3 separate regions of the Mus musculus genome follow, and regions 1 and 2 are each linked to region 3. A link is a loop called in an ENCODE intact Hi-C map of the cell type or tissue named here. Cell type or tissue: heart. All regions are shown on one strand.

What was found. Hi-C counts contacts between places; a loop is a spot of excess contacts. Peaks named below come from ENCODE experiments on the same cell type or tissue, not always from the same donor. Only the 100,000 strongest peaks of a DNase experiment are listed, where the experiment ranks them.
Region 1: it touches region 3 in a loop (5-fold over the local background); 30 of 42 quality-filtered maps call a loop at or near these places.
Region 2: a loop joins it to region 3, with 7 times the contacts of the local background. A loop is called at or near these places in 26 of 42 quality-filtered maps.

The regions. Positions count from the first base shown.
Region 1 is chr16:30,516,911-30,524,910 of GRCm38, reverse strand. Tmem44 (transmembrane protein 44) reads left to right here. Exons shown (of 11, transcript NM_001384248.1): 10 at 6,579-6,611. It overlaps Gm52252 (a long non-coding RNA gene), which reads right to left and starts at 4,782. Exons shown (of 3, transcript XR_003951936.1): 1 at 4,723-4,782. In heart, CTCF peaks have their summits at 3,504 (motif pointing right) and 4,180 (motif pointing right); DNase peaks (open chromatin) are centred at 4,220, 4,490 and 6,880; H3K4me3 peaks cover 387 bases.
Region 2 is chr16:30,309,820-30,317,819 of GRCm38, reverse strand. It overlaps Gp5 (glycoprotein 5 (platelet)), which reads left to right and starts at 7,039. Exons shown (of 2, transcript NM_008148.4): 1 at 7,039-7,065; 2 at 7,964-8,000. The coding sequence starts at 7,966. Atp13a3 (ATPase type 13A3) reads left to right here. Exons shown (of 34, transcript NM_001128096.1): 34 at 1,919-5,397. The coding sequence ends at 2,116. In heart, a CTCF peak has its summit at 3,376 (motif pointing right); no DNase peak of the experiment used is centred here; H3K4me3 peaks cover 166 bases; H3K27me3 peaks cover 2,583 bases.
Region 3 is chr16:30,248,144-30,256,143 of GRCm38, reverse strand. It overlaps Gm33330 (a long non-coding RNA gene), which reads left to right and starts at 2,920. Exons shown (of 2, transcript XR_876005.1): 1 at 2,920-3,318; 2 at 6,194-6,577. In heart, no CTCF peak of the experiment used is centred here; a DNase peak (open chromatin) is centred at 3,883; H3K4me3 peaks cover 572 bases; H3K27me3 peaks cover 2,407 bases.

The sequences.
Region 1 (8,000 bases), 270 kb before region 3:
GGAGGCTAAGCCAAGATTTGAACCTAGTGCCATTAGCTCTGAAGCCTGCAGGAGATGGTACCTAACAGCACTGGCAGGGCCAGGGTTGTTCTGCCTGAGCTCTGGCATAGATGAGAACACTGACTTCTGCCCCAGTCTTCCTACTCATGTGTATCACACCGTGTCTTGTCCAGCTCAGGATGAGACACTGGGATCTTCACGAATCTCAGTGACGGCGGCAGGCATGAGACCAACAAGGCCACACTTGCCATGGACACTCCCCTGGGAAAACCATAGTGCTTAGTCACCTCCCTACGGCTGTGATGAAACACCATGACCAAAAGCAACTTGGGGAGGAAAGAATTACATATCCCGAATCACAATTCAATGGGTGAAGTCAAGACAGGAACTCAAACAGGGCAGGAACTTGGAGGCAGGAGCTGATGCAGAGACATGGAGGAGGGCTGCTTACTGGCTTGCTCCCCATGGCATTCTCAGCCTGCTTTCTTATAGAACTACTAGTCCAAGGGTGGTACCACCAATAGGCTGGGCCCTCCCCCATCAATCACTAATAAGAAAATGCCCTACAGACTTGCCTACAGCCTGATCTTATAGAGACATCTCAAGTGAGGTCCCCTCCTCTCAGATGACTCTAGATTCTGTTAAGTTGATATTAAAACTAGCCAGGGTGTGTAGAAACTCTTATCTGCCTGCCTTCAGTGCAGCACTAAAGAAAACTGCATAGGGGAGCAGATGGCCAATTTTCAAAAGTGGCTATGGCTGATGGCCATAGAGAAAGGACATTCACATGGTCTCTGTGGAGACAGACTCTCAGCATTTTCAGGGGAAGGCACACTCCATAGACCGTGAATCCACACATTATTCGTGGCACCCATTCAATACAAGGTACAAGGGCGGTGACACACTATAGCGCCATTTGAGAGCCCTGGGCCTGACATAAGATCAGAAATGATGGGAAGGCCAAAAGTCCCAGCCAAGGTTGAATGTGAAGGAGTCTAGATGCTGTGGAGCACAATGGAGACCTCAGATGTAAAGGTGCACAGCTGGAAGAGATAATTGTACACAGCTGTAAAGGTGCACAGCTGGAAGAGATAATTGTACACAGCTGTAAAGGTGCACATCTGGAAGAGATAATTGTGCACAGCTGTAAAGGTGCACAGCTGGAAGAGATAATTGTACACAGCTGTAAAGGTGCACAGCTAGAAGAGGTGGTAAAGATTGTTTACTATGAGCCAGTGTGGTGGTCTCTGTTTGTTTGATTTTTAATGAAAGCCACTCCCACCCCCACCTCTGTAGACTCATAGGGAGTGGCTATAGGCTCATTAGAAGGTGTGGCCTTGCTGGAGGAAGTGTGGGGTGAGTTTTGATGCTTCAGATGCTCAAGCCAGGCCCAGTGTCTCTCTTTTTCCTGCTTCCTGCAGACCCAGATGTAGAACTCTTGACTCCTTCTCTAGCAGCACGTCTGCCTGCATGCCACCATGCTTCCCGCCATGATGACAATAGACTGAAGCTCTAATTGTTTTCCTTCATAAAAAAGTTGTTGTGGTCATGGTATCTCTTCACAGCAATAAAATCCTAAGACAGCCAGTTTCCCAAACTAGAAAGACTCCCCCCCCTCAGGAGAGCTTAGGGGGCAAGTCACCAGCCAAGAGGACCAATGTCCTTGATAACTGCTGTGTCAGTGGCAGCCTAGACATGCTCACACACACACACACACACACACACACACACCACTATGTACCCACACATCCGCTCTAGAACATTTCTGTTCCTGTGACTCAAACCCCAGAAGCTGTAAGTTGACCTTGACCAGGAGCGCTTGATCGGCAACACTGCTTGCAAATTTCGTGATCGAGTCCCTGGTGTGCCGCTTCCCTCCCTTTGCTCTAAGCTATTTGTGTATCAGTATGACTAGAGTCTAGAGACAGAGAATTCTGCACATGATCTGCACACACAGTAACCCCTCCAGGCTGCCCTTTCCTTCCAACCTTAGCATGTTTCTGTGTCAGCCTCACAGAGGAAGTCCATCCACTGTGGGCTGAGGTTGCGTTCTCTGATCCAGCACAATGGGCCTGTCCAGACCTGTTGGAGAAGCCCGCCAGTCAGACCACCCAGAGCAGTCAGGCCTCGCCCTTCCATAGAGCACGTCATGTCCTCTGGACTGCTCCAGGCTGCAGATCCTATTTCCCTCTGTCACAGCCCAGGAAGGACAGGGAATGGGAGGCAGTCGGAGAGGAGGGACTGTAATGCCAGCTGCTCCAGGGTAAGTGCTGTATAACTGGTTATCCTTTGTCTCCTTTCTATTGCTGTAATGAGGCTCCATGACCATGGCAGCAGGCAGGTTCGCATGTGCTGGAGCAGCAGCAGCTGAGAGTTCACATCTTGAAGCACAAGTCCGAGGCAGAGGGAGACACAAGCCCAATCCCAGTGCCACGCGTCCTCCAACAAGGCCACACCCCCTCCAATGAGGCCACGCCCTCCAAATGAGGTCACACCTCCTCTAATGAGACCACACCCCCTCCAATGAGACCACACCTCCTAATCCTTTCCAAACAGCCCACCAACTGGAAATCAAGCATTCAAATATATGAAACCAATAGAGACCATTCTCATTTAAACCACCATAGTCAAGAATACTGTATGAGTTTTAAAAAGACATAGATCTGATGTGGCTCAACAGGAGAGTGCTTTTGTAGGCTGGTTAGGACCTCGGGTTCAGTTCCCAGCAATGAACATAATAACGGAAACAGAAAGAATGGAAGTGTGGGAAAATATGGTGTAGGTTTTTAAGGTTTGCAAGAGGCAAAAAGAGAAATCCATTTAATCCGATCTAAGGGAGATGAACCTATTTTGTCTCTCTATGGCCAGTCTGAAAATGTGACCCATGTCACGTCCAGTGCCATCTTACCTCCCTGGTCTTGGGAGCAGTCACTTCTCCCTACATAGAAGAGGAAGTCCTTGGTCCTGATGCTCCCGTTCTCACAGTCTGTCTTAAGCTTAGAATGTGACCTTATTTTCTCAATGCTTAGCCATCCTCCACTTCCTCAGGACTAAGAGAAATATCGCCACATGCTGTGTAGACACTAAAAAAAAAAAAACTAGTGCCTGCTTCTTGACTTCAGAAGCCCGGGAAAGCAAGCTGTAGGGAGCATGTGAGTGGAAACTTTGTGCCGTGGTTCACAGAGGTGACACAGTCAGGATCTTGAGAACAACTCAGCAATCAGTGGCGCCAGGTGTGGTGGCAACACCTGGAGTCCAGTCCTTGGGAGCCGGAGGCTGGCTTGAATGACAGACATATCAAGATTCTGTCCCGAAGGATAAAGGCTGTGAGAGATGTTTATTGAGTGCAAAAGAGAAAAAGTATTTGCACAATTTGATCTTATTGCATTGTAAGTAGTAAATACATGTCACCATTATACATATAGCATGACAATAATAACTGTTCTCAGAAGGCTATTCAATAACTATTCAGAAACTCTCCCAAGGATAGGAGTGTTTCCTGCATGCGGGTGTACCACATGCACGCAGTGCCTGAGGAGGCCAGAAGAGGGCGTTGCTGTATCCCCTGGAACTGGAGTTACTTTCCAGATGGTTGTGAGCCACCATGTGATGCTGGGACTCAAATCTGAGTGAGATCTCTAGAAGAGAAGCCAGTGCTCTTAACTGCTGAGCCATCTCTCCAGTCCCAGGTGTGTGTATATTTTTGGGATAGAATCTTAAGTAGCCCAGGCTAGCTTCAAATCAATATGTAGACCTTGAAAACCAGATCTTCCTGCTCTCCACCTCCCTAGCGCCAGCTGGGACACTGTTTTTTGAAAATTTTACAAACAAACAAAATAACAAACAAACCATGTTTGTTTGTGTTTGTTTTGTTCTTAAAACAGAAAAAGACCTAAAACATTTTATTTATTGTTAGTCTTTTGGGAGGAGAGAGCTCCGTTGCAAAGATTTGAATTTAGTGAGCCTCTTAGGATGTTGTTATCAGTGGCTTAAAATGCTAACCTGAAGCCAGGTGTGGGGGTGCATCCTTGTAATCCCAGCATCGCAGGCTGGGCTTAGTCTCCTCTAGACAGAGACTCTTTATCTTAAATTAATCTTAAAGAGACTCTTAAATTAATCTTAAAAGAGACTCTTTATCTTAAATTAATAACAGCAAACCCTAATGACTCCTTCCAGCAGAGGGCGCTCTCCCACACTCTCAAGCTGTTCTTTGTCGGCAGCTTGGAAGGACTTTATAAAGTTTCACTTCAACCCAGCTGGGAGACGCATACTTATTGGTTTGCTTGGCTTTAAATAAACTTTTTGTTTAGGAATAATTTTGGATGTACAGAATTTTTTCAAAATTAGTCCTGATTTTCCGTTTGCCCTTTGCCCAGCTGCTCTATTTGCGTCTTACATAACGTGCTACATTTAGCAAAGCTAAGAAATGAACTCAGTACGTTTCTACCAGCTGGACTCCCGGCTCTGTTTGGATCTCAGCAGTTTTCCAGCAGCTGGATCCAGTCCAGGATAGCACACTGCAATCGGAAACATTCCTTAAAGAAACAAGTGCATCCTAACTGTAACCTAACGTTTTGCCACTTAACATTTCGCATGAACGTCTGTATTTTCTAACGAAAAGCAAAGTGCTTTGGAATTTAATTTCTCTTCTTATTTCCACCACAATTTAAAGTTATGAAACATTCCTGGCCCCTACTTCACATCAGTTTAAATAATTTGTACCTCTTCTTACGAATATTTTCCACATGTTTCCTCAGAAGAATGCCATAAAAAGATGGGTATGGCTGAGTGCTTTCATCCTGGGAGCCCCTGCCCTGTGGCAGCTATCTGTGCTATCGCTGCTTCTGAGTAAGGCTTCCACTCCTCTTAGGTGAGCGCTAGCATGGAGGAGGCAGAGAAGGATAGGAAGGGACAAATATGAACGACAATTATATACATATAATATTCATATATATAACATATATATATGTGTAAAGATTTATATTATATTTATAGTGTATCTTTCACATAGTATAGTTTATATACTATAAATTATATAATATAATCATCTATAATCACATATATTTATATATTTTACACATAATTATATATAATATGATATATATACATATATATTTCAGCTTAAAAAAGAAGGGGTGGTACATGCCTATGACCTCAGCACTGGGAAGGCTAATGCAGAAGGATGACACGTTTCATGCCAACTTCTGCTATGTACCGAGAGCCTGTTACACAAAATTGATTGATTAATTGGTTGAAAAACAGTGACAGCCCAAGGTGTAGCTCTAGTAAGCTGGTAACATTTGGGCCAGGTGTGATGTCTCACATGGAAAAGCACAGCTCTTGGTACTGCCTCGCTTTCAAGGGCAGCCTGAGCTACAATTCAGACTTAACATGTGTAAGGCCCTGGGTTTCATGGTAAGTTCCCCCTCCCTGCAAAATAAAGTGGAGATTAAGGCTTCTTCAGGGGTTAGCTGGGGCTACGTGGAGATAGCGTTAGGTTTAGTCCTGATTTACGATTGGGGCTTATCTACGGAAACATTCTAAAGTCTTTTCAATCAAGTGATTTACTTTAAAATACCAAATCAGAAGGTTGGGGAGCAGGCTGCCCCGCTAGCGGTCATTATTCTTTGCTTTTGTGTATGACTGGAAACCTTATAATCGAAGCATTTTTAAAAATGAACACTTAAAGAGCTGAACAATCCAGGCATGTCATCACACGCTGGTGACCCCAGCATTTGGGAGGTGAAAGGAGGAGGATCGAGGCCAGCCTCAGCTATGTGGTGAGTTTGAGGCCAGCCTCAGCTACATGAGTCCCTGTCACAATTAATACATTAATTAACTGATTAATTAATGAAAAGAGTTGAACAGTAGAAGCTTTGCTTTCGTGTGCCAATAACCTTAAACCCATCGGCTGCTTGTCAGTCTCCCATCCACAAGTACCCTCTCAGCTTAGGTTCTAGCTCTTGTGTCAGAAATACAATGTCTCCCAGGCACCGAAGGAAGAGCCCGAGGGATGGCGCAGCCTGCGCTTGCCCCGCCAGAGGCCTGAGTCAGGCATACTTGAGGCTTGGAGTGGAACCAACCATGCAATAAACACTGAGTGAAACTGAATCCAAGCTGCCTGGCAAACCCCATATTTCAAGGTGGATATTTTATGCGCACCTCTTTCTTAGTTTTATGAGTTTGCATTGGATCACCTCAGCTGTGCAGTTAATGAATAGAAGAATTACTGTTATTATTACTATTATTAGAACTACTTGCACCCGTCATTTCTAATCATAGTAATTATTATGTCTCTGTAAATCATTTTCCCCAGAATCCACAAGCCTGCATAGTAATCATGGCGTTTGTTTTTTGTTTTGTTTTGTTTTGTTTGTTGTTGTTGATCATTTAACTAACTTACTAAATTAACTACTCTGCTAATAGCGACCACCTTCCTGCTTGCTGGAGTGTTGCGTCCTTTCTCCCAGCCACCAAAGCTCTGACTCTTGGCTCACTGAGCTATGAGCTGATGCGCTTTGCTCTGTGGCAGGGGTGCCATCTGTCCAACTTGTTCTCTGTCTCTTTTTATCCCACAGCAGAAGTATTGGGAAGCCCTAAACTCGGAGCAGGTACGGACAAGCGTTTGGTGTCTTTCGGGAGGGACTTCCACGGCTTGTTTTTCCAATTTCTATTTTTGTTAGACTTCCTTGGATGGAGCACACGGCAATTCTTTTGGTTTAAAAATCAAAAAGGGAACGCAGTCTGGAGAAGTGTAGGACAGCTGTTAGCCTACGGGGCAGCTTAGTCCCAGCACTGCCAAGAAAAATAAATAAGAGATAAGAAAGATCAGGAGGCGGGACTCCGGGTGCTCTCTTTCAAAGTCTTTTCTGAACCAGGGAGTATTCAGGGTAGACTGGCTCAACCAGGGAGGAGCTCAGAGAAGATGTGTGTAACCCAGTGAAGAGACACAGTCAGGGAGGGTCTGTGGAATAGCTACAGGTCACAAGTGGTCTGTGGGGTGTGGCTGCGGCAGTGGTTATGAGAAACAGCCACAGGCTCCCTGCTGTCTTTCTGTGTCCTCAGGCAGCTGGCCGTGTCCTCACTTGCAATACCAGATGGGCATATTTCCCGACAGTCACCTGTGCCTGTCTTCTATCACCCAGGAGTGTTTGTGACACAAGAATACATCACTCACCCACATTAATTTATGCCTTACTTCTAATTGTGTTTTTCTAATCGCTCAGAGCATCTCAGCATGTTATCCTACAGATTCCGAAGTCAGAGACTTCAGTTGCCTTTCTAAGATTTAGTCCACATCAAAGTGTCAGGCAGGCTGTTTCTGTTCGTGGGCAGGTGAACTAATAACTTAGTTTGAGGAGTTGGAACAGTGGCTTTCAAACATCAGAGCATCTCAGAAGTTCTGTAATAGCTTGTTAAGATGACACGCTGCGTGTCTCACTCCACCGTCAGTGTCTGCAGAGACCCTAACGTCAGCCGGACGACTGGTGGCTTGGTGCTTTCGGCGTTGTTGATCCAGGGAACATTCTGAGATCTCTGACCTTGGACTCAGGTCTGTGCTCTTCATAAAAGGTGTCCTGGCCATCCTCAGAGGGCAGAATAGGTCCCTGCTTCTGCCACCGAGCACATGGCTCTGAAGATGGAGAAACTTTGATGTATGGAAAGAGTCTGCAATCACAACTATGCAGAAAGTTTGCAGAACCCCAGACGGGTGCCCCAGAGGGCTGAGCTGCGTGAACCAAGTTATCTCAGTGCCAGGTTTGCAGGGTCACTGGGATACTGGGATACAGGGGTCTTTTTAGCTCTCTCTCTCTCTCTTTCTCTTTCTCTGTGTATATGTGTGTGTGTGTGTGTGTGTGTGTGTGTGTGCGCGCGTGCGAGCATGCGCACATGTGTATACGATTGTACAGAATTTAAAAAAAAAAAAAGATTGGACTGGCGAGATGGCTCAGTGGTTAAGAGCGCCGACTGCTCTTCTGAAGGTCCAGAGTTCAAATCCC
Region 2 (8,000 bases), 62 kb before region 3:
TCACCAACCTATATATAGTGTATCTTTTTGTATGGAGATAAAGAACAAACATGTTTCTAACTATGGTGGAGTAGGGGGATCTCAGGTGTTACTTGTGACTTAACGTATAATGAATATACATTGTTTTAAACAGATGTGAAAAGTACACACATACCCACAAATGTTGGAAGAATGCTGTGCAGTTATAATGCCATTTGTGATTAGCTTTAATTATATTGCTTGCCTTAGCTTCCAGGGGGTATAGAACAGTGAATTTAGAGGGGGAATGTGTGTGTCTATGTCTTATCCCATTACTTTTGGTTTTCTGCCTGTTGTATATCATCTCCACTCAAAAGATTCATCTGCACAGACAAGCATGATGTGTTTCTCTGACGCTTTAGCAGTGCTACTGTAAATGAAAGTGACAGCTTTCATATTTAGGAACAATGATCTTTTCCACAATTGGACTGAAGACTTGAAGCACAGGAAAGGAGTACAATGCAGTAACTGATTGTTGTGGTGCAAGCACACTCGGAAGGAAACTGCTAGCTTTGCTGTGGATTCTTTTTTAAAAAGAATAATAGCACAGCTGCACTCCCCCAAGTCCACCCCCACCCCTACTTCGATTTCCTTTCTTTTTTTTTTTTTTTTTAATGTAGGATCTCACTGTATAACACTGCTGACTTTGAACTCACTTTGTAAACTAGGCTAGCCTCAAACTTGTGAAGCTCTTCTTGCCTCTCCTGAGTATTAGTTATTACAGGCACATTCCATCGTGCATATCTAAAAGCCTTCATTGTGATGATAATAGAGGTTACTTGGAGAATAATCTTTAAATCTTCTAGTTTCCCCAAGATTGTAATTCAGCTTATCTGTGACTACCATTTTGCCTTTAAATCCTTGGGAGCAATGCAGTGCAGTGTTCTATCTACAAACTGAAGAAGAGGGGCAGAGTTACTGATGGCTGTCTTACTGAAATGAGAGAAGGTCCTTGGGGGATTTAGTTTTCAGAGCTTTCATTTTGAAGTACTTTTGGTCCTTTCTATTGCCTACTCTTTGCCTTAATTGATCGATGGATCAGCTGTATGAGGCAGAACTTTCACTTTGTAGCTTAAATTGGCCCAATGCTTGCTGTTTAGCTCAGTCTGGTGGTGAACTTCACAATGTCCTGCCTTGGACTCCCCAGTGCTAGGATTGCAGATGCTACACATGCCAGGCTCCTGTTGGCCAATTAAGAATTGTGTTTCAAGTATACGTTGTAACACATTTGCCTTCCTTAGCCGTAGGTACTTTGGATGTTCATAATTAGAATGCTCATCTGGTATGCTGTACCTTCATTTTGTACAATTGCTCCTATCCAGGTTAGAGTGTAGTATGGGCTGGGTCAAAATTTTACTTGGGAGAAGTAATAGCCAAAATAATTTATGAGCTGTTTTCAGAGGTGAAGTATGGAGCACCATTCCTGGCCAAAGCTGTGGTTTTCAAAGATGTGATCCTCCCCACCCACCCTCCCCAAATGTGACAGTGAGATCCTGATCTTCACCTTAAGGTGTTTGCTTCATGCTTTGTGTTTTGAAAGTGATATTCGCAGTAACAATGACATCTTTCACTGCCCTCTTATTAAAGTGACCGGTGGGTATGGGTAATCTAAGAGTAATTTGAGATAGAGTAGGAGGATTTCCAAATTAAATACTAAAAATATCTTCTCAGTATTTTCTGTTAGAGAGTATATCAGTACACAAGACACATGCACAAAACTAAAGGAGCTGGGGGAAAAAAATCCTCTTTAAAAGTAATCTGTTCCTAAATTGAAAGCTGGCTTTTTTGCATGAAGTTTTTCCTAGTTATTTGTTGTATTTAGAAGTTATTTCATATTGTTCTGTGCACAATGCATGCTTTAACCAAAAAAGCCCTTACTCTGGTGTTTTTCCTTTCCTAGGAGTCAGTGGATCGGTGGGGAAAATGCTGTTTGTCCTGGGCCCTGAGCTGTAGAAAGAAAACTCCAAAAGCAAAGTACATGTACTTAGCACAGGAGCTCCGCTTTGATCCTGAGTGGCCGCCTAAACCTCAGACAACGACGGAAGCCAAAGCTGTAGTAAAGGAGAATGGATCATGTCAGATTATCACCATAGCATAACAAAGGCTGCTCTCTGTGCTAGTAGCAGTGCTCAGCAGCATGCACTGTTGAGCTTTTCTGACGCTGTGTCAGAATGGCACTAGTTCAGTTTATATCCCTCTCATAATATGGCAGTTCATTAAAATACAAAGCAGTAAAATGTCATTTGCTGTACGATTATTAACTATAAATCTGGCTATTTCTTCATCCAGTAACCTAAATATGATATATACTTTATATTGGGTATGAGAGATCTGTGTTTGGGTTTTATAGATTTTAGCTTTTGACACGTTTGCCTCTTTAAATTTACTTTTCATAAATCCCCTTATTAGAAAGTTCTTTTACATATAGGCCCCAAAATTGTGATTATTAAAAATATAGTTAATTGTGATTAGCCTCCAGTGAAAATAGGTTGAAAGCCTGTTTTGATCCAGTGTTTTCTCCCAAAGAACTCTACGTTAAACATACACCAGTTTTCTTTTATGACCTGGAGTTAGGAGTGAGTTTGTGTGTTGTTGATAGAGCAACTCAGGTAATTTCCATTTCTGGTTTTATATTCTCTGTATCTCCTGCCTGGGTGTCACTTTCTAGACAGTAAGGCGCTCCACTGCTTGCTGTCTGAGATATCCTTCATAGTATTCCATGGCTCCCATACTGCAGTCTAGTTAAGCAAAGAACTCTCACTAGAAAGGTTTATTTCAGCCGGGTGTGGTGGTGGTGCACGCCTTTAATCCCAGCATTCGGGAGGGAGGCAGGGGCAGGCGGATTTCTAAATTCCAGGACAGCCTGGGCTATACAGAGAAACCCTGTCTTGAACCCCCCCCCCCCCCGCCACCCCCAAAAAAAGGTTTATTTCTGAGCAGCCAGGCATGATAAGTAAAGGCCCCTAGTCCTGCACAGGAGGCTGAGGCAGGAGAATTGTTTAGTCCTGGAATAGATAGTAAAAGCCTGTCTCAGAATACACAAGCAGAGAAGGATCGGGGTTATGTCTCTTGGCAGTAGATCCCATTCATACCTCTTCAAACCTATTTGTTTTTTTTCTTTTGGGACTTATATGATTTTAAATATTTCATATTCTCCCTCCCACTCCTACTCTCCCTCCTTCCCTCTCTCCATCCCTTCCTCCTACCTAAAGGAATGGAATGATGCTGTTTTTGTTTTGAGTTTGACCTTAACCTTGCTATGTCTCTCCTTTGAATAATGGGGCTTAAAAGAATAATGAACATGGAATTTGAATTACTTTTACAAAGCAATATGAACTTGTAGAGCTTGTCTTGTGCCATTAGGTGGCACCAGAGATCATCACATACCTATTTTGTAACAAGTGAGCTTGAGAAAATTAAGAAAATATATACATTTATTTAGCCAAAAGGAATGAAGAAAGCATTTACACATTTGTGTTTTATCTGATTCTGTTCAGTTCTCAAGGAACTTTCACAATGCTTTCCTAGGTAGGACCTGGCAGTTTGGCAGTGCCTTCAGTTTAGCATTGCTATAAAATGAACCCTGAATTAGCGAAACAGTGTAACATTATTCTGTGTTCTTTATTAGCTAACTACAAGTGTATGCTTTCCACTCTGGTTGATCATTAGTTCCCTAGTACATACTTAAAAGTTTACCAAATGTTAACCAGATTTTTGAAACCTCCCCCCCCCCCTATTTATTTATTTTTTATGTTGGAAATACCCGAATGATGTTTGGTAATTGTAGAAAAAGTAAATGTGTCTCAGGATCACTATTACTGCTGTTGCCACTAGTGATTCCTAGGAAATACATAATTGACTTTTTCCAACAAAATGTATATTATTACATGTTAGATAATAAGAACAATTGTCCCGTGAATGATTCTATGAAGCTATGCATCTTAGACCTCTTGAGCTGTGAATTAGCACTATTTTCTATGGTTACTTATTATCTATTGTTTTATACTTTCTATGTTCATTTCAAATAATGTTAATGTTATTCAATCATTTTCTGAATTGTTAACTCTTATTCTTTGGTTTAAATACTGAAACATGATTAATTGCTAACTACAGCTTAGAAACCCAATATCAGTTGTACTTAACATCTTTAAGAGCATGATCATAAAGGCTATTTTGACAGTTCATTTTAACATTTAGAGTTGATAAGGGTTTATATCTCATCTGTCCATATTGTTTGCAAAGGAACAAGGTTTTATGTAGGTGAGAGAAAGCATTTGTACGAAGTTAGATTTGAACATAGATAAGATAGGTTATTCCAGTTGAGAATATTGTTCGAAGAATGTCTGTGAATGCAGACATGGGTCCTGCTTAGTGCCATAGGTAGACTGAGTCTTCTGTAAGTCATCATTACATAGTAATTTTGGTTCTGAATTTTACATTAAATTATTTGAATATATACAGACCTAAATTTTAAAATCTGTACATATATTATTTTGATGTATTAAGATTGATAATATTGCTGATTTAAATTTTATTTATGCACATACTTAAAGGACAGAAATGTCTGGTAAAGTAATTGTTAAATAATGATATGTAGCTTTTTAACTTTTTAAATAAATAAGATTTTTTAATGTGGGTCTCCCTCAGGGTTGTTTAAAGTTGTTTGTTTTCCTCCCTTACATATAAATAAATAATGGTAACCGGTTTCTATCTTGTAGCACCAACTGCTGTAAGGGAATGCTGCAGACAGTGCTTGGGCGAGTGTGGCGCCAACAAGCCTGAGATTCAAACGCTTTCCATTTAAGCAAACCTCTTCTTGTTTTTATACTTCATTTTGTTTCCCATGTTGATGAAAGTACTGCACAGTTTCAAAGGCATGGTAAATAATGTGTTTCTTTCATATATATTTTTTTCCAAAAGCAGCAAAAATTCATATCCAGTGAAGATCAACTTCAAGCTTTAGAGAACATCTAATATCTCATGCATGCAGTTTTGTTGTATCAATTAAAAGGGTTTTGTATATTTATGGTGGGAGGCTACTGGGAACTTTTAACAAAATAGGGAATTAACTTTTGTACAGTCTGGGCATTTACATGTATTTTTAATGTATTACAATTTGGTAATTATGTGCACATGAAATTAATAAAAGTTACTTCCTGTTATAATTTGTGAATTCCCTGAGACCGTGGATTTTTTTTAAGTAACTTTATATATCAGAAATGACACATCTTTATATTTTTAAAATTGTATTGCTGCTCAAGAATGGTACCCTTTTGTCAAAAAGGTAGATATTCATAATTGTACATTCAGCATTGTAAATACCATATGAAATCCTTTTTGATTAAAGCTATTCAAAATAAAAAATTTTAATGAATTAAATATGTCAATATTTTTTCCTGGATCCTTACACACTTGTTTGATTATGTGGCTACAGCTAGCTCTCTCAGAAACAGTTTCACTGTAGATGGGGTTTCGTTGTTTTTGCCTGGGAGGCTGGTTGAGAGGAAGGCAGCTTGGCTATTTAGTTTGATGGACTGGTTGGGGGAAGAGCTGGCTGGCTGGTGCACACTGCAAGCAGAATGGCAGTTGGGGACTCTGGGGTTGCTGCTTGGTGAAAACCAGAGCCAGCCAGACTTTTTGAAGTAAGGTCCAGGGATCCCTCTGCCTACTGTGCTTAGCTCCCCTTGTGAAGTTCCAGGGATTGAATGAGTCTTCATGCTTACAAGGCAAGCATTTTGCTTATCTAGCTATCTCCCCAGGCTCTGGATCTTGTTCTTAAAGTGGGTGAAAAGTGGAAAATAGTGATAGAAGCATATTTAACGTAACTCTGCCTCTTAGGTACATACAAAGAGATCTGTACCCCTGGATCTGAATGCTAAGGGAAACAGCGTGAGAGCATTTAAAGGAATTGGTGGGTATTCCCCCTTGGAGGGATCTACTTGATAATCTGTGACTTGACAACCAATAGATAATAGCACTTATAAAGAATGTCTATGTTATAGTTACATATAGGAAAAATGAGCACAGCTGGACATTGTGATGCATTCTTTGTGATTCCCAAACTCTAGGACACTAAGGCCAGAAGATTGTAAATTTGAAGCTAGCATGAGCTACATATACATAGCCAAGTTGTTGAGAGAAAAATAGACATAAAAGGGGAACTCGAGTTTCTCAGAAGCTGAAGAACAGGTGGCCCTTCACTGTAAAGAAAGACATCAAGTTTGTCATTATACAGAAATGCAACGTTATAAAGCATATTGAGACCATAGGTTGGTAGATTGGTATGCCATTTTGCTCTTTGGGCTGAGCCTAAGCCTAAGGAATAGGCATCATGGAAACAATCTGAATGACCAGGATTGAAGTCCAGGTCAGAGACGTGAAGACCAGGAGTTCTTACACACAGTGTGGCACTGTGGCAATACAACCACGGTGGTAGGCAGTTTGACATTAAGTTAAACTGAACACGAACCCTTGAGCAATGCTATTACTGAACATGTTTGACAATGGCTAGACCAACCATTGGGGGCGGGCATTTGAGAATTCATTGGCCTTATTTAAGAAATAAAATGTTGAGCAAAAGAGATGGCTCATCAGGTAAAGATACCTCCCAAGACATGGTGTGAGTCCTTGGGAACCTACGTGGAGGAAGGTGAGAACCAATTGCCTAAAGTTTTCTGACACCCACAAGTGAGGCACTGCCACATGCACCCACATACTCCTGCACAGGAATGAGTTAGTGCAATGTAGCATGGAAAAAAACCAAAAGTGTGGCCCATGTAATGACAGCCTGCTATTTCTGGGAAAACTTAGGCCCTCTACTCTCTAGCTTTTACAAAAGGACTTTTAACTATGGACTCTGAAAGTTTGAAAGCTCTTGTCATTAAAACCTAGAATATGCCCTATGGAGATAGTCTTTTTCTTGACTTTTTATCTGGTAAGGTCTTTATCTTGAGGATGCAAGAATACTTCCCTCTTCCTCTCTGAAGTGCCAAGTCACAAGCAGAGCTGCAAGCCTTTCAGTCAGTCCAGGGTGCAGAACTGCTTCAGGTAAGGCCAAATATTCTTAAATTAGTGTATGCAGTTAGAGGCTCAGTCTGTATAGGGGCAGAAGGAGACCTGGTACAAGAAACAGTACAAATTTTTACTTGGGAAACAGAGTAAACTAGTATTACTGTGTGCTTCCTGGGTAACTCAATGCCCAGAGTAGTTTTATTAAGCAGCTTGGTGTATAAGCAAACAGTAGCTCATTATTTAAATGTGTGAGTCAGAAAAACATCTTCAAATGCTACTTATGTGACACTTAAATTAACCTCATGTACACTGGAGCGACCAGCCTACTGCACTCGTGTTACTGTAACAGTGCAAAGTTCAGAAAAGCATGGCATAAAGCAATGGGCATTATCACCTGCACCACTGGGCTCCGGGCCGGGAGTTACAAAACGGTGTAATGAGTTGTGGGGTGTTGGTACTTTGAAAATATGTAAGAAATTGAATCTAGTGGAAGTGGGCCTTGCTGCGGTTCTCTTGCTGACTGTTGGGGATAAAGCTCCCTGCTTAACTTGTTAAAGTCAGTGACACAGCCAGTCCCAGGAGGCGTTGCTTTCTATTCTCTGAAAAAGACCGTAGCAATTTTAATTCGTTCTGTAACGATTTTAAGGTATTCTGTAGCTTGAAAATGCCCAAATGTCAATGCTCTAAACAGAACCGGGGAGATGGCTGACTGGATAAAAATGGGAACCTGTAAGACTGATCTACTCTCCAATACCCACATATGCTGAATAGAAAAGTAATTTTTTTTTAATCAGCCTTTGTAAGATAGAGGAAGACTTGGTTGTATCTGAGCGTTCCAAGGCCGTGAGAGTGCTGGCCCAAAAACTGTGCTTGCAGCAGTGCGTGCAGGGCTCCAGGATATGCTCTGAGCCTTGTTTTTGCTCTTGCATTTCAGACATGCTAAGAAGCGCCCTGCTGTCCGCGGTGCTCGC
Region 3 (8,000 bases):
CAGTAAAAGAAGGGTTTAGGGAGGGGCTAAGTGGATAGGCGTGGTGGGAGGTACCCAGGAAGGGCCTGGTCTCAGGGGTTTCTCTTCGGTGTGACTGAACACACTGAGGTTGTGAGCAGGGCAGGGACAGGTTAGGCAAAGGGAGGGGCAAGACGCCTGCATCACACAAAGCAAAGATTCTCCTTTACTCCCAGATGCTCAAATGGATTAATTTGAAAGTGATAGGAAGTCGTCAACAAATTTGCCAGAAAAAGCAGATTCCCAGATCCACTCAGCTCCGTTTCTAAAAATCATTTGGTTTAAGACTAATTTGGACCACATTTTCTTTCTTTCTTTCTTTCTTTTTTCTTTTTTTTTTTTCAGAATAAGTTACTGTTAGGTTTTTTTTTTTTTTTTTTTAAACTCACAATCACAATAGTGTTCAAGGAGGCCAAACCCTTGCCCAGTAACCAACACTATAAGCCTCATTAAACATTTATAGTTAGATCTCTTTCGTGGCCATTCTGAAACCGTGGAGCTGTTAGAAATAAAGGTCCACACTTGTACTATCAATTATACAGAACCAATTTTACATTTCTTCAGCTTGAATTTCTTGACTAGATTAAACCATTTGCAGCCCCGCACTGCTGCAGCACCTCGCTGAAGCCCTCTCAGAGCTTGCCATCGCTCTGGTTCTGGGCACAGCCCAGAAACTGTTTGATTTCTAAAGAGCAAGGTCCAAAAAATGGCTGGTCCTGCAGCTGGGTTCCCTGAGGCTATCGATGCCTGGCTTTGCAGACTCAGCATTACCACTTCCGCTGAAGCCCCCAGTGATGGCGTGACCCCACTGCAGAGCCCACAGCCACACCAGCTGCAGAGGAAGCCACCTGGGCCGACAGGCCTGGCTGCTGGGGCACCTCGGCAGGTGAGCCAACTGCAGGTGCTCTTCCGGGAGCAGCCCTCATCTGAGGGCCCCAGCCAGAGGGGTCACCTGGGAAGTGCGGCTACAGCCTCCACACAGCATCCTAACTTCCTGTAGTCTCAGTTTTCAGAGAAGACAAACTGCCAGCCCACTTTTTCTAAGAGTGGACAGCATCTGGGGACATAACAGCACAGAGCACATTAGAGCATCTTTAGAACTGTCTATCCAAGGAATATCCAAGGTCGCGCCTGAGTTCCAGGCGAGACCCAAGAAGTCATTTGTTCACCTCAGAAAGAAAGGAGAAAAGCAGCTAACAGTTCTCTCAATTACGACTTCTCAAAGGCATAACTCCAGGACTGCTAGGACAGGTGGCTCAGAACATAAAAGTATTTTCTGTGTATAACTCACAGCCTGAATTTGATCCCCAGATCATATGGTAGAAGGAGAGAACTGTTTCCAAAAGTTGTCCACTGACCTTCACAAACATACCATAGCATGTGTATGCATACACATATCTGTATTTACACATGTGCATGGTTGAACACACACACACACACACACAATTAAAAATGTTAAAAGCATAACTCCGGATTACATTAGGACGTAATATGGTGTTGAGTCAAATGACTCTGGGGAAAGAGCACTGAACACTGGTGGTAACAGCCAGCTTACATCAAGGTAAGCTGTGTAAGCAGGTGGCTCTCTGTGTGTGGTCTGATACCCAGGGGTCTCCTGTCATGTCTCCTTGTGGGGTGGCCCAGCCTGATCCAACAGCTGAGGGTTTTTATTTTTTTTTAATATTTATGTTAGTTTGAATTGTGTATGTGTATGTATATTCATATAGGAGTATGTGCATATGTGTCCAGAAAAAGAGTCAGATCGTCATACCTCCTGGAGCTGGAGTTACAGGCCACCGTGAGTCACCTGAAATGGGTCCTAGGAACAGAACCTAAGTCTTTTGGAAGATCAACACATGCTCTTAACCACTGAGCCACGGTGACAACCACCAAGAATCGAGTGGTTTTGGGTTTTGGGGTTTTATGTTTGTTTTTGTGATTCTGTAGTAGAAATCAGGGCATCTGTCCCCTGCTTTCAGAACTTCTGACATTTATTAACTCATGACCCCTTGCTGGGTCTATTTCTTCATCTAAGCAACACAGACGCTGGAGGAACCCCAGGATCATCTAGACTTTAAAAACAATCAAAACGAGTATCAGAGACCGGCGCTGCGGCTCCCGAGTGTGCTAGCACTGTTGAGCTTCCAGCACCAAAATATAAACAAGCCCCAAAGATTAGCTGAGCATAATGACGTACACCAGCAGTCCTGACTATTCAGGGGGCTGAGGCAGGAGGATCACTTGGCCCCAGGAATTGAAGTCTCATTTGGGCAAAATAGAGAGAATCTATCGCAAAGAAGAAAAAAACAAAAACAAACAAACAAAACCAAAAAAAAAAAAAAAAAAAAAAAACCCAAAAAGCAAAAAACAAAGTTCAGTATAAACCAAGTTATGGTGTCTGGGCTTCATCTTCTGAGATTCTAACTAAAAATACTAAAGTTACATTGGGAGGTGGCAAGGATGTCACCCTCTAAAATAAACAACAAAGTATTTATTCCTCATGGTTCTAACCCACAGCCAGGGTAGAGAACAAAGTTCAGTTTGCATAGGCGCCGCCCAGATTTGTGCCCAATGGTGACGTTTGCATCCCAAGCCAGGGCTGTTGTGAATGTTGGCTTCATGGGACCTACCCAGTATAACACAGTATACGGATCTTTGATTGAATCAAGACACAAACTGTATAGAAAAGCATGTCTTATACCCCAACCCACCTTGTCCTTGTAGTGTGCCTCCTGTTGGCATACAGGATTTTCTGTTACAGGAGTCTTTTGACACTGCAGGTTGGTGACCTCCTGTCACCTGCGAGCCATGGAACTCTGGGCAGACTGCTGAGCTCTGTGCCTCCTTACCAATAGTTCAATACTTCACAGCACACCAAGACAGTGGTGTAAGGTAGGTTTCCAAAGAGTGATTGTTGTATTATTATAGTTATTATTCAGCCCTTTAAAATGATGTTTTGGTCAGCAATGGGCCACGTACATAGACGGTCTCATAAGATAGCAGTAACAGATCTGAAAACTTCTTACCTTCTAGCAACATGGTAACTGTTCAAAAATCAGAGGATCTTATTCACTGTTTTCTGGGGAATCTACTGTAAAGCAACTCTGTCGTCATAAAAGTATAGCGCATGCAATTATGGATGGCATGCTATACCTACAATGGATGACCCATACACTGTTATGCCTGTTTATCGTTATTCAGAGTGCATTCCTTCGTGTATGGGAAACCTTTACCGAGATGCAGACTGCCTGTCTAGTATGTGAGAGGCCCTGGATGGTGTCCCTGAGACCCTAAAAAAAGGTAAAACAAAATGTTTACTGTGCAGCCCCTTGCTTTAGACTTTGGTATCCAAGTACATCTCATGTTGCCTGTTGATTGCACGAGACCACATAGAGTGGCTGACCTGTACTCCTGAGTTGGCGTCAGGGCAATGGAAACCCTGACAGAACCTCCTACCATTATAAGAATGTGTTCCCCGTGTGATACGACACGGCTGTACTTCTAAGGAAGCGGGTATGGGTGGGGATACGATTGGACAAATGCTGGCTACTCACTGGGCCATGGCTTTGTTTTACCTGCTCTGGTTGGCTTGTCTCCTGACAACGTGCAAACTGCTGATTCTTTTTTGAGGTTGCATTCTTGGGCATAAGGGAAAAGCACTTTTCTAAAATTTCCGGTGCTAATAGAAGATGTTGGAGAGCTGGACGGTGCTGTGAAAGAGTAGACAACCTAGCACTATGCAATCCCACCGTGAATTATTTCCGAGGTTTCAGTTTGCTTCCGAGCACACATCTGGCCGTGACCCTGCAGATGTTAGGATCTTGGTCTCGGCACTCCCCCTTGTGGCCAATTGGTAGAACGACTTTCCGCGGTGGCCGTGACGCCTCCTCCTGGCAGCACAGCCGCAGTGCCAGGTCCTATCTGCCCACGCGTCCAGGAACGGAGTTGGTAATTGGTTTTCCGCCTGGTGTCAGTGAGGCTGGTCTGGCACAAAGGTAGCTTGTTGTGTCCTCTCACGACGCCGAAAGGTGCCGCTAGACACCGCTATGCTGTCGACCCTGTCAACAGTCATTACTGCCTACATCTACTACTGGAGTCTGGGTGCATGGAAGTCTACTTCAGGGTTCCAGGACCGCCAGGGTGTGTTGGAAGAAGCGGGCTTTTGTCTGTTTAGAATTATATTGGTCGTTCATCATTTTGTAAAACAATCTCCTCTTGGCAATATATATAGCCTGTATTTTAGAATCTTAATTTGAGTATAAATAGCCGTTTCTTTTACATCTCTCTTTACATATTGGAAACAGGCACACCTGTCTTCAAGCCCTTTATAGCCCACGTGCTAGTGCCGTAACTCTCAGCCTTCCTAATGCTGCGGCCCTTTAATACAGCCCTCTCATGTTGTGGTGACCCCCAACCATAAAATTATTTCATTGCTACTTCATAATTGTAATTTTGCTACTGTTATGCATCATAATGTAATTATCTGATTTGAAGGATGGTTTTAAGGTGACCCTTGTGAAAGCATCATTCGACGCCCCCCTCCCAGCCCCAACAAAGGGGTCCTGACCGAAGGTTGAGAAACACTAAGCTAGAGGCTTGGCTCTCAGACCTGCAATATCAGGAGATGTCAGAACCATTATTGGGCCAGCCTTCATGGTAGACACTGCCTGGGTGGGGCATCCCTGGAGGGAAATGCTTCTTCAGGGCTGTGAGACAGCTGGGGCAACATTTGCTTTGAAACAAGAGCTTCACTCACCTGGAGGCCCGGTGTGCCGCGCTCTCTAGAGCCTTTGCTTTGCTTTTTGTGGTGGCTGCTGAAGGTTCTGACTAGCTTGCTGGCTTCAGAGTGACAGAATGAGCCAGGGGCTTCTGTCCAATGACTCTGTGAGTAAGAGAACTTGACTAGTACAGATGTTTCTGTCTTGCCCAAGGGGCTAGAGTTCCACCTGGCGTGTGCACTTGGCTGAGAGTGACATTCGGCAGGAAGCAGCATCTAAGTTTGATCCTGTGTAAAAAGCCTGATGGTGATGAGCAACGGGTAATCCCAGGACTCCTACAGCAAAGTGGGAGGCAGATAGAGATCTAGTCAGAACCTGCACAGTGGCAGAAACAAGGTCGACTCCAGAAGCTTGTCCCCTGACAGCTACTCTCATGCCATGGCATATGTACATCCGCACACAAAAGAACATTTCAAATACCAGTAAAAGACAGACAGGAAGGAAGGGAGAGAGGGAGGGAGGGAGAGAGGGAGGGAGGGAGGGAAGGAGGAAGGGAGGGAAGGAGGGAGGGAGGGAGGGAGGGGAGGAAGGAAGGAAGGAGGGAGGGGAGGAAGGAAGGAAGGAGGGAGGGAGGGGAGGAAGGAAGGGAGGGAGGAAGGGAGGGAGGGAGGGATGGGAGGGAGGGAGGGATGGGAGGAAGGAAGGAAGGAAGGAGGGAGGGGAGGGGAGGAAGGAAGGAAGGAAGGAAGGAAGGAAGGAAGGAAGGAAGGAAGGCAGGAAGGAAGGAAGGAAGGAAAGCCCTTTTAGAGCTTTTCCTAAATGGAAAACACCTCCACCAGGAGAGTTCAGCATGCCCTAGGATTCTAAGCCATGCCCTGTACCTGGTTGAACTGAGCAACAGGACCAATGTCTGCTTCCTTCCCCACCCCTCCCCAATGGAGGCAGTCTCTCTGGGACTCTCCATCCTGTGCCTTCTTTGGAGCCATCAAGCATACTGCTGAGACACTCCTGGGCCACTCTCTGAGAGCAGTGGGAACAGCTCTGTCCCCTGGCAACTCTCATAACCGGAGCTCAGCTCCGCCTTAGAGAATCTTGACTCTTAGAGGGCTTTTGGGGTACTCTTGGGTTCCTGCCTAGAGGTGACTTAAAGCCTCTGCTTATGAGTGGAGTCCTTCCTGCTCCTGCAGAACTTGAGAATTTCCCCTGGGACTCACTAAGGGGCCTGCGACATCCATCCAGGCTCTCAGCTCTGCCTTCTTGTCTGGGAGGCTCCAAAGGCTTCTGGGTGGATGCAGATGTCAGCATACCACTGACATCCTTTGTGTCAGAACTCACGGTGGTTCTGGCCCCAGCCTTGCTTACTAATAGCTACCCTGAGCTGTCATCCTCAAGAGTACCAAGAGGGTCACTGGACGCAATCAACCTCCAGATCATGCTAACGACTGCCCAACCTCCAGCCTCTCTCCAGGCAGGAACTACCTCTCCCATGGCCATCCACTTGACTTGCTGCAGCCTTCCAAACACACCAGTGACTGAGCTAGCTTTGCACTGCAACCATGAACTCAACCCCCAGCTCTCTTATCACCTGTTGCTCGAAGACCTTGGGACCTTCACGACTGTGACATCGGCATGGAATCCAAGCTCTGGTGGAATGTGCCACCTCTTGCCTGGACTTCTGGTCTCTCTCCAGCAGGAGCACACAGCTACTCTGTATAGTTCCAATTGTGCATCAGGGGGTCTCCATTTACTTTCTGTCCCAGGGAGGTCTTTGCAGCAGCCTCTCCCTCTCCCCTGTGTAAAACTTCCCACAATAAATCTCCCATATGCTACTGCACAGTGAACCCTTGGGAGTCAGCTTGACTGGCTGGTCATTCTTCATTCCTCCTCTCCCAGGACTCTGATACAGGTGACAGTGAGCATGCTTGCTGGCATATATTCTTGAACCTATTGTTGGAGCGCACCATTATTTGGGCATCACCAGGTATGTACATCAGCTATGGCATGCAGACGCTTGCTCCCTGCACTTTGAGGTTCAAATGGTTGTACAGGAAGGAGCCAATCTCCTCAGCCCAAAGACCCTCCACCCACCTACCCACAAGAAGCAGTGCACTTTTTTTTTTTTTTTTTTTTTTTTGCTATGGCTTAAATCTGTCCCTGACACATCTGTGTCTTGATGCTTGGTCTCCAGCTTGCAGTGCTATTTTGAATGTTGAGGAGCCTTTAGGAAAAGTGAGGCTTAGCCAGGCGGTGGTGCACACCTATAATCCCAGCACTTAGGAAGCAGAGGTAGGCAGATCTCTGAGTTCAAGGCCAGCCTGGTCTGCAGAGGGGGTTCTAGGACAGTCAGGGCTACATATAGAAATTCTGTCTCAACAAACAAACACACAAACATAAAAGCAAAAGAGGAGGATGGGGAAAAGGAGGAGGAGGAAGAGGAGGGAAAAGAGGAGGCAGGCTGGCCTTTAGAGGGTGGGGTGGAAGCAGGTCTTCAGGATTGAACCTTTGAAAGTTATACCTGCTTTTGGTTGGTTTTTTTTGGTTGTTTTTTTTTGGTGGCTTTTGGCTGTGGTTTTGGTTTTTCCTGTCCCCCAGCCTGCCACCGTGTGAACAAGCAGCTGCCACAGATCAAACCCCTGTTCTGCCTTCTCTGCCATGATGAATGTGACCCTGACTGTTGGAAATCCTTGGCCGTGATTATTCTGTCTTCCCTCAGTTGTTCTAGTCAGCCACGAGTATCTCAGTGGGGAGGGAAGAAACAGAAGCCAGGATGCCACATGCCTCCTCCCACCTACAACAGGAAACGGGGTCTTTTCCAGGGATTAGCACTTCTGAGTTAGACTCAGAAGCTAAAAGGAGGGACTGGTATTGGTCGTTGGAATAATTTAATTTTTTTGCTCTGAAATCACCATGTCCTGGTGTGTGACATTGTTTTGACATCTGTGAAACCAAGAAACTCATGAGGTCTCCAGGCGTCTTAAAAATTGGGTCTACAAAATCAGCGTGTCCTAGTAAGTGGCAAACAAAAGGCCCAAGGGCATGCACATGCCATTGGATACCCCATTTTCACCCATAGATGTGGCTGGTTTTTTCAACCAGAAACGTAAGAACTCCAGCAAAGAAAATCCCAGTATCCCACCCTTCCACTCACTGAAGGGGAGCTTTCTAACTCAGAGATGAAGAATGTTCCTCTGTCGTCAAAATGCTCTAAGCACCTAAGCTGCAATCTTTTTTTTTTTTTTAAAGATTTATTATATGTAAGTACAC